Linked DNA regions of Homo sapiens: region 2 is linked to region 1. A link is an interaction called in ENCODE POLR2A ChIA-PET data of the cell type or tissue named here. Cell type or tissue: GM12878. All regions are shown on one strand. Each heading gives the region's core, and the rest is flanking DNA. Links, peaks and the distances in the headings are about the cores only. Region 1 overlaps EBF1 (EBF transcription factor 1). Region 2 overlaps EBF1 (EBF transcription factor 1).

Region 1 (4,399 bases), core at 240-4,239:
TAACTAAAAGAAGAAGAAAACATCGAAATTGTTAAACTTGCATATTCTTATGCAAAAACATCTCTGGAAATTTCACTGTTATGAATAAAATATCATCAATTCTAAACGCTCAATTATAAAGTAACCTGTAATATCTTTGAAAATCAACCAATCAATCAATATACAAAAACCTGCCTGAGTTGCCACTGTTTTGAAAGACATACTGTGAAGCGTAGTTCATTCTAGCTTTTCTTAAATACTGCTAGGTCTTAAAAGTTAATTGAAACTTACTATGGGTAAAGACCACACAGTAAAATGAAAAAATACACAGTGAATGTACACCGGGATCACACTTCAATAGGATGCCAAAGGAAATACAGAGAATTGAACATGGTTTTTCTGTGTTTACTTTTCTAATAGTTTTAACTCTTTGTGTTCCACGACAAAATAAAGGCGGTGAAGAGAATACTTTTGACTTTGGTTCAGCAAAATCCAAAGGATTTTTAGAAACAAAATATTTTCATTAGGAACCTTTCTTGATTTATAAGCAAACAAAAGGAAACTTATCATCATTAGTTGAAGAAGAGGAAGAGGAAAAAGAAAAAAGAAAAGAAGAAAGAAAGAAAGAAGGAAAGAAAGAAAGAAGAAAAGAAAAGAAAAAGGAAGAAAGGAAAGGAAGGAAAAGAAATTAAGAAAAAGAGAGGAAGGTAGGAAGAAAGGATTGGAGGGAGGGAAAAGAAAGGTTATCAGTAACTAACAAAGACTTCTAATTTTCTATTTAAATCAAAACTGTACCTTGAAAATATGTTACTCCTTTTTCCCCTTACAAAATAAAAAGCCAAACCTACTTTGTCACCTAAGAGAATAAGTTCATGAATGCACAAAGTACCTGCTGTAACCAAAAGTGAAATGTCTTCTGAATGCAAACTGTCAACAAGCCTTTGGCAGCAAATTACCAAGAATTGAGCTAATCAAAAAATGATATGCACACCTACAATATCAACACACTATAATAATAATCATTACATTCAACCACCAATTTCTACTGTTTGTCATTAAAAAAAAAAGAAAGAAAAAAAAAAAGGTGCTAGCTAATCTGGTCTTAGAAATTTCCAGTAGGTGAAGGCACACTAGTTAAAAATTAAACCATGCCAAAGGAAACACTACAAATCTGACATTTCATAAACAACGTGTCAAACAGCAATCCAACATTAGTAGTGGAATAAAATAAAAAAATAATTTTGCTTCAATTAGCAGCTTGGCTACTGGTGAACAAATTACAAAGATGTAATTTCAGCTCAGCAGCTAAGCAGGCCCGTTTTCAGAAGTGAATTAGGAAAGTTGCGAAGGAATGATATCAGATTCAGTGTGCTGTTCAGTTACATCACAGCCCTGAATAAAAAGAGAATGTGTACCAAAAGCAGTTAGCTTTAGAATGCATCTTTTATGTCTCAAAGAGCTAAAACCCCTTATATTATTCAAACACCATAAAAAACTAAATCACTCTAACAATCCCATATTGTATTTCTTTTTCTAGCACAAATAAAAGATATTTCACTCCTATGGTAACTACATTTACACCTACATTAGTAAATACAATTGGCTTTGTCAACCCAATGGGGTAATAATAATAATAATAATAATAATAAAAGCATCTAATTTATTAAGCACTTAATTTGTACCAGTCGCTGTTCTAAGTTCTTAACATGTATGAAGTTATTTAATTCTCACAACGGAGCTTCAAGGTAGGTGCTAACATTATTTCCATTAGTCTGATTCCAAACATTGATGTATTTTAATTGCTCACTAAAACCAGATCATTCTTGCTCAACAACTATGTAGACAATTCACCAATGTCCAAACACTCCTTCATCGCTCTCAGCAATATAAGACAGAGAGAACAGACTATCTGTACAGTCATATGAGTTCAATAAATGCATCTCTACTAATATGTTCGTTTTTAATGCTGTTCAAACATTCACATGGAAACAGCTCTAGCGTAAATATCCCCGAACAAATGGCTGTATATTATCCAGGAGGGAGCAGTTGGCCCGCCAGACTGGGGAAGTACTAGGCCATCTGGCTCCGGCAATCTCTCCAAAACCATCAGCTTTGTTTTCACCCCCAGACTCCAAACAACACATTTTCCACTGTGATGAGTTTACATTTTCCCAAACACAGGTCCTGATCATGCATAAAAATTCCAAACTTCTTCATTCCTCTATGTGCAAGGAAATTTAAATCACCTGCATTTTTGACATGTTACCAAAGGAGAGAGAAAGCTGCTGAAATATGGCCTCTGACTATAAACTTGCTGTGTCCTTTTTTGTTTGTTTATTTCCCCAAATATATGAAAGAAACTCTCTGCTGGCCTAGTGAATTCCTTGGGAACTTATTGATATACTGAAAATGTGTTTATCTACCAATGAAGAACCATGAACTGAAAGGGTTGTTAATCAAATCTATGTAGCCATGGCAGGATATAATGAAACAATCAATAGGAAAAAAATACACTTGCATCAATACCTTAAAGTACGGGGAAGATCAAAACAAATATATCAAGAAGTCTAGCTGGGAAGAGAAACCTGATAGCATTTCTGATGATTGTACCTTGGACCCCCCACTGTCCTGGGAACCTTTTCACGGTCTCCTCACTACATCATCTACTTTCAAATCCATACATACAAGGATTATGTGACTACGATTTCCTGCTTCTCAAGCAGGCTTTTGTTTAGGGGAAGAGTGTTTTGTTTTGATAACTTAATACAATTTGGTATCTTTTCTTTGAATTATAAAATATCACTCTTTTAAAGCAAGATGGTAAGAGGGGAGATAAGCTAAACTTAAAAAAAACTATTTAAAGATATATAACTCACTATAGCAATCACAGAATGTAATCATATTTCAAATACTACATGAAAATCTGAAAGGATGCCCACTAAACCTCAGACCTCCCCCACTGGATTCATTTGAGCTTCTGCAGTAGATATTGTTTCTGGATGCAGCAGCCATAAACTTCTGGGTCCTACAGGGCATTCTGCATGCTCACTAATGGAATACCAAAAACAGTAATGACACGAAAACAAACTATTTTTAGTCCAGCTAAACTTGGTTTTGAACAACCCTTCCCAAAAGCAAGCCTCTTATTTTCTAGTTGGTGGGTGAATTTTTAAAATATTATATCCTGTGTGCTTTACAATGAAGGCATAGGGATAAGGGATCTCAGATTCTTATATATTCATTTCTAATGAAGCTTCATCTTTCCTGGTAGAGTCCAAAAATTAAGAGTCATTACCCAAAATAGTCTAATGAGACACTTTGAAAAGGTGTGAAATACTGTGTCATACCAACACATCTTGGTTGATTGAGTACATTTCTTTTCTATCTCAATGCTGCTAATCCCACCCAAGATCAAGAACAGTTTATGGAAATGTAGAATGCAAAAATAGTTTTAAATTTTGCTTGTCCAAAATTCCTTTTGAGTTTTAACCCCACTTTCTAGTCAAGAATATGACATCACTCACATAAAGCTGCATCTCTGATAGGAAAAATGTTATAATAAACAGGCAGCTAAGAAAAGACACTTGAACAGTGGCTAGGTATTCCTTCCACAATTGATGATGTTATCAGAACTTATCAGACCAGAAGTGTTTCATTCTGTACTCTAAATAATTATCAAAATCCATAATGTATGAGGAAGAATTTCACAGGAAAAAAAAATGTAATCATTTAATCCATCAGTTTATATCAAGACTTACATCTGATTTAAGGAGCCACTGTATATTAAACTAAAATCAAAGATTCAAGAAATTTTAAATCAGACTTGGTATTTAATTATGATAGAATAATTTCAAGCTAGAGGAAAATTAACTGTTTTACTCATTAAGGCTAAATATCAATTATTTTTATGTCACACCTAGGGAAAGTTAAGCTTCTTCACGCTCATCTATCTGCTTTTTGGAGGCCATTGTATTAACCCTGTAGACAAGAAGCTAACCTACTTCCAAAACTCTTGCAGCACATAATCAAAGAACAAGCAATTGGATAATGAGTAGGAACTGCCTTTCAAAGTGAAAGCTACAGAGAGGTGGTTAAACAATTATTATGAAAGCACACAGGTAAGCTTTGAAATATTCCTTTTCCTGATATTTTTTAGACTTAGATAATTATTCAACCTTTTCTCAGGCCACTCCCCACCAAAATATATCATTGCATGCATTTATAATTTTGACTTTTACTGAGATGTCATATTATGGCAAATGACTTTCTCATAAGTGCTATTATCGAAAATAAAACTAATCTTGTTCTTATTCCTCTCTCTCTCTTTCTCTCTCTCTTCCTCCCTCTTTCCTGATAGAATTTATGACACCAAGTGGTCAAAGAATGCCTTAAGCTGCAGTTTTTCTTAAGCTCTATGACC
Region 2 (4,399 bases), core at 213-4,212, 51 kb before region 1:
ACACATTAACTTAGACTGCATTTAAGAAGGCCAGTGGGTAGCTGATAGAGACTATGGAGAGTGGGGATCAGACCTCATTCCTAAGCCATTCCTTGGTGTAGTGCTGATCACCTCATAATATTTGCGCTGTTTTGGGCTGCCTGACCTATTAGCAAGACTATCAACAACACTTTGAAAGTTCCCCTTGATCTAGTGTCTGAGCACCTAATTGCTGTGGAAGTCTCAGAAATTCCACCCTAACTCTTCCCAGGAGGGCTAATGGGATGGGGTAGAAAGAGATCCTGGTTCAGATGCCCACTAGCTGTAGGATCTCGGACAAGTAGCCTCTTTCCTGGGCCCCCATCTACAAAATGGAGAGGCGATTTCCTTCCAGGATAAACATATGATTCAAAGTGGTGTTTATCTGATGTGTGAGAAGCCTGAGATGGAATGTTTACTTCCTTTAGAAAATTGGAATTTAACAGCCAAAAGAGTCCTTTTTCCTCTGAAGGAATAAAAAAGAAATCCATTTACTCAATCTGCTAACCCCAAAACCAAAACAAAGAGTCTGTGGTATAAATGAGTTGGCCAAGATGCCTGCACGTGCTGGCTCACAAGTCAGCCCTCTTCCCTGAGTCATTCTGCAAAATGGCACAGCAGATTCCTCTGGGTCCGTCAGAAAAGAAAATCTTTTACACTTTTGTATAACTCTATGCATTAAACCATAAATTATTATTCCCCTCTCTTCTACTTTCAGAATCTATACAAAAGTGATTACCTCAGTCATTTTTCAACATTACTTTCATACTTGGAAAATGCATTTTCTAAAAGTTATTTATTTTTCACAGCATGTCAGGTTGTTATATTGTACTAGTTAAAATAAAACTACTATATAAACTACTGTCTACTTTTGCATGCATTACATTTCCCTACAAATGCTGTGAAGCAGGATTTTCACAGGGCCTAAATATATTTATCTGAAATATTACATTATACTTTATTTTAGCACCATTCCAGATTTTAAGAAAGAAAGAAACAGGAAAGCCAGTTGTTAAAGTAACTTCGCTATTAAATAACTTTTTTATTTGGAGTTCCCCATTTCAGAAGAAAAATTATTTAAATATTAAAAGCGGTTTTGTCATGAAACTTAAAACCAACACATACTATTATTCCTTCTCAAGGGCCCTGGGAAGAGCTAAAAATGTCCCATTGGATTTGATTCATGCTCACCTAAAAGCAAGACTTGGGCAGGGAGTAAAACAAGTAAGGAATAAAATATCGAATGAGTACAGACCACCATTTCTAATAATGAGGTCCCCAGACCCTTGATATACACAGCTAGGTTTAAAATATTTTCTGGAGTACCTCTAAAAGGTGACAAAACTAAACAAAAGCTTTGCTTGAGGTAATCCTAAATTTTATGCGTAAAATTGTTTTTTGCTCAAATGTAATATTAACCATTCTCTAAAGCACTGTGAATTTCTTTAAAATGCCACCTCACTTAAAGACTCCACAAACACAAAAGGACGTAGATCCATTTGTAACTGTAGTGGTGAGGGTCCTGCAGCTGTGAGTGAGGGGTGCTTGCTTGAGCATCAGCCAAAACAAAGCTGACCCTGGCCAGTAAACCTAAGGAAAGTGCCGCACACCAGCACCACACTGGGCTTAGAAAATGCTGCTCTCAGGCTCTCTCTGTCGCTGAGTGAGAGGCAGAAAGAGGAAGCGCTTAAATATTTAATAAATGATTCTGCAAAGGCTTTTGAGCCTTGGCATGAAGGGTTTGAAAGCACTATCTACTTTACATCCATTGAGGCCACCACCAAAATGGCTATGATCCAGATTACAAGCGACTCAAGAAACTAGTTTTCCTTCCCTTTTTCTTCTTCTGAAGCTGAGTTGGCAGTGGCCTATCTTGAAATCTTTCAGAATTGCTTTAATCTTTCATTTTAGTTTCGTCTGAAGCCACACTCATGTCCACCCTCAGTGCCCTTGGTGTTGCCAGGCCTTGAGTCCTGGAAACAGGGAAAGCATCCTTGGAGAAATACAGAGAACAAGAATGGAGAAAAGAAAACAAAGATTTTTTTACATATGTTTTTAACACAGCCAAATTTAACCAAAGTGTGCTCCCTGGTAGTGCTTTTAACTAACAAGCAGGCAATATATTGCACTGTAAAATGTTTTATTTTAACACCTTACAGGTTTAGCTCTGTGGCTGTTGCAGGTATATCCATTAAAAGCAACACAGACTATAAATCAGAATTCCATACCTTTTCACAGCATATGAATCTATTCTCCTGCTGGTAAGCACATAGCTTTCACTGATGCCGATGGGGGTGACATATACTCATGTAGGGAGAATAGACCACTCTCTACATGTGAATTTATGCTTTTAGACAGGTGGCTGTATGTAGACAAGAGACACCAATAAACAGATTTTATAGTAGCTGTTTAGAAACGGATTCTGTGCTACATATCTACAGAGGAACAGTCATCTTTTCCAAAGAGAAATACAGAGGCAAACCCTTGGCAGACTTACAATCCACAGTTCAGTACACCACAATTTGGTACCCATCGTCACACACATCAATGGTCATTTGAACTGAGCTTGACCAATCCCCAATGCCTTAATAAACTAACAGTATTTCTGAAATTCCAATTATGCTGAATCTAACTCATCCCTGCTATGAAAACATAGCAAACACTGCATGGAAAAGGCAAACGTTAACTTTTTAATGTTCTGTGTCATATACATACCTACCTGAACACAGGGTGCAGATTCTCAGAGGAATAGGTTTTTCATGAAGTAGAAATCTTTTAGATCACTGCTAAAGGGACTCATACATTGGCTTTAAGGGAATATATATACTTCTTACGTTTAAAAAAATAAATACTAAAACAGCCTGTCGCGTATGGATTCTGTGTGGTTATTTTATGTATTTCATTTCTTTGAATGACATTTACTTTGATTTTCTTTCTGCATTTTAGTCACTTCTAGAAAGGGATCCCAGGAATAATGCAAATTACAAAAGCAGATGTAGAAAATATTTTTTAAAAGCAGCCTAAATTTCCATAATTTACATTAGATATTCACACCTGCACAGAGGTTGACATTCAGCACATGCATCTAGCTGTGTGTGATGAACACAGAGCTTTTACCAGAATAAAATGTCTATTTCTAGAGAAATCCATAAACTAGAAACAGACCAGCTCCTATATTTAGTTCCTTCCTGTACTTCATTTTAAAGACGCCTCCTAGAAGATATTGGAAGGGTCAGCTCACTGTTATTTACTGCACCAAATATTGCTTATGATTGACACTGTCATGTCCGTGTGTTGCAGAGACTTAAAGGCCATGACGAGATTTAACTACTCACTTTTGCTTGCATGGCTGTGGTGGAGGAAACCACAGAATACTGATCTATCCAAAAGAGAAAAAAATTAGAGAGAGTGTCACAGTGGAATTTATGAATGAGAGTGCTTTGGCTGCAAAGCATTCCCATTATAGCCCCTCAGCCACCACAAAACTGCTGTGTAATTGGAAGGGAACTTTTTCCCATGCAAAAAAGCTTGCTGTCGGCGCCAACCCATCAAAGCCATGGCATGGAGGGATGCACACCTGCAGGTAGCCTACCTCATTCATGGGGATCCTGGTCCCTGCCTGCATCTTCTGCTCACAAAGGGATCTGGATCTGAGAAGATCAGATCACAGAAGCAGGGAATGAGGACGTGGCAAACCTTGACGGTCCTTTCATCCACTCAATTCAGAGGTGAGGAAACTGAAGCTCCAAAAAAAGCAAAATAAACAAGTCCCAGGTACATAGCCCATCAAAGGCAAAGCCTGGACCCGAAGCCAGCCTTTCTCTTGCATCCCAGCCCATCCATATATCTAAAAGCTGACCCTATTTCAGTGTTTATTTACCTAAAACTATGATCAATGAATTCAAATATCCTAAATGTCATTCTGGCTGGGAAACAATAAACTTCCTCCAAACCAGTTTACACATATTACTGTTTTCCCAAAGGAAAAAAAAAATTCTTTGCCTGTGTGTGTGTGTGTGTGTGTGTGCATGTGTGTGTGTATGTTTTGGCTCCCCAGCAACAAAAACTATATTAAAGCTTAAAATAATTACCTCCTTTTTCAGTTACTTAAAAAAAATCCGTCTTCTAAAGACAAGTGTACCATAGCCCTCCTACTTATTAATATCTTAAATTTTAAAAAGTCTAAGTTGTTAAGTTCTGTAGAGTGTTCACAAGTTTGGATGACTTTATAGCATGTGTTACATATATTTTATTTTTATTTACCAAACATTCACAGTAAAAAAAAAAAAATAAAAAAGTTAAATAGGATGTCATGACAGGGAGCTACTAGGTAGCTGCTTAAGGTTAGGCTTCAGGAAAGCCCTCTTAAAAAATATCTCTG

The links. Peaks named below come from ENCODE experiments on the same cell type or tissue, not always from the same donor. Only the 100,000 strongest peaks of a DNase experiment are listed, where the experiment ranks them.
Region 2: POLR2A ChIA-PET joins it to region 1 with 6 read pairs; 4 of 35 experiments call an interaction of 5 or more read pairs at or near these places.

The regions. Positions count from the first base shown.
Region 1 is chr5:159,089,207-159,093,605 of GRCh38, forward strand. The region is part of intron 4 of EBF1 (EBF transcription factor 1); the gene reads right to left. Among named protein-coding and RNA genes, the nearest start is that of EBF1, 8.5 kb to the right of the region's middle. RefSeq lists an enhancer at 1,571-2,700. In GM12878, for the core only: no CTCF peak of the experiment used is centred there; no DNase peak of the experiment used is centred there; H3K4me3 peaks cover 704 bases.
Region 2 is chr5:159,038,566-159,042,964 of GRCh38, forward strand. The region is part of intron 6 of EBF1 (EBF transcription factor 1); the gene reads right to left. Among named protein-coding and RNA genes, the nearest start is that of EBF1, 59 kb to the right of the region's middle. RefSeq lists a silencer at 1,582-1,661. In GM12878, for the core only: no CTCF peak of the experiment used is centred there; a DNase peak (open chromatin) is centred at 1,796; H3K27ac peaks cover 431 bases.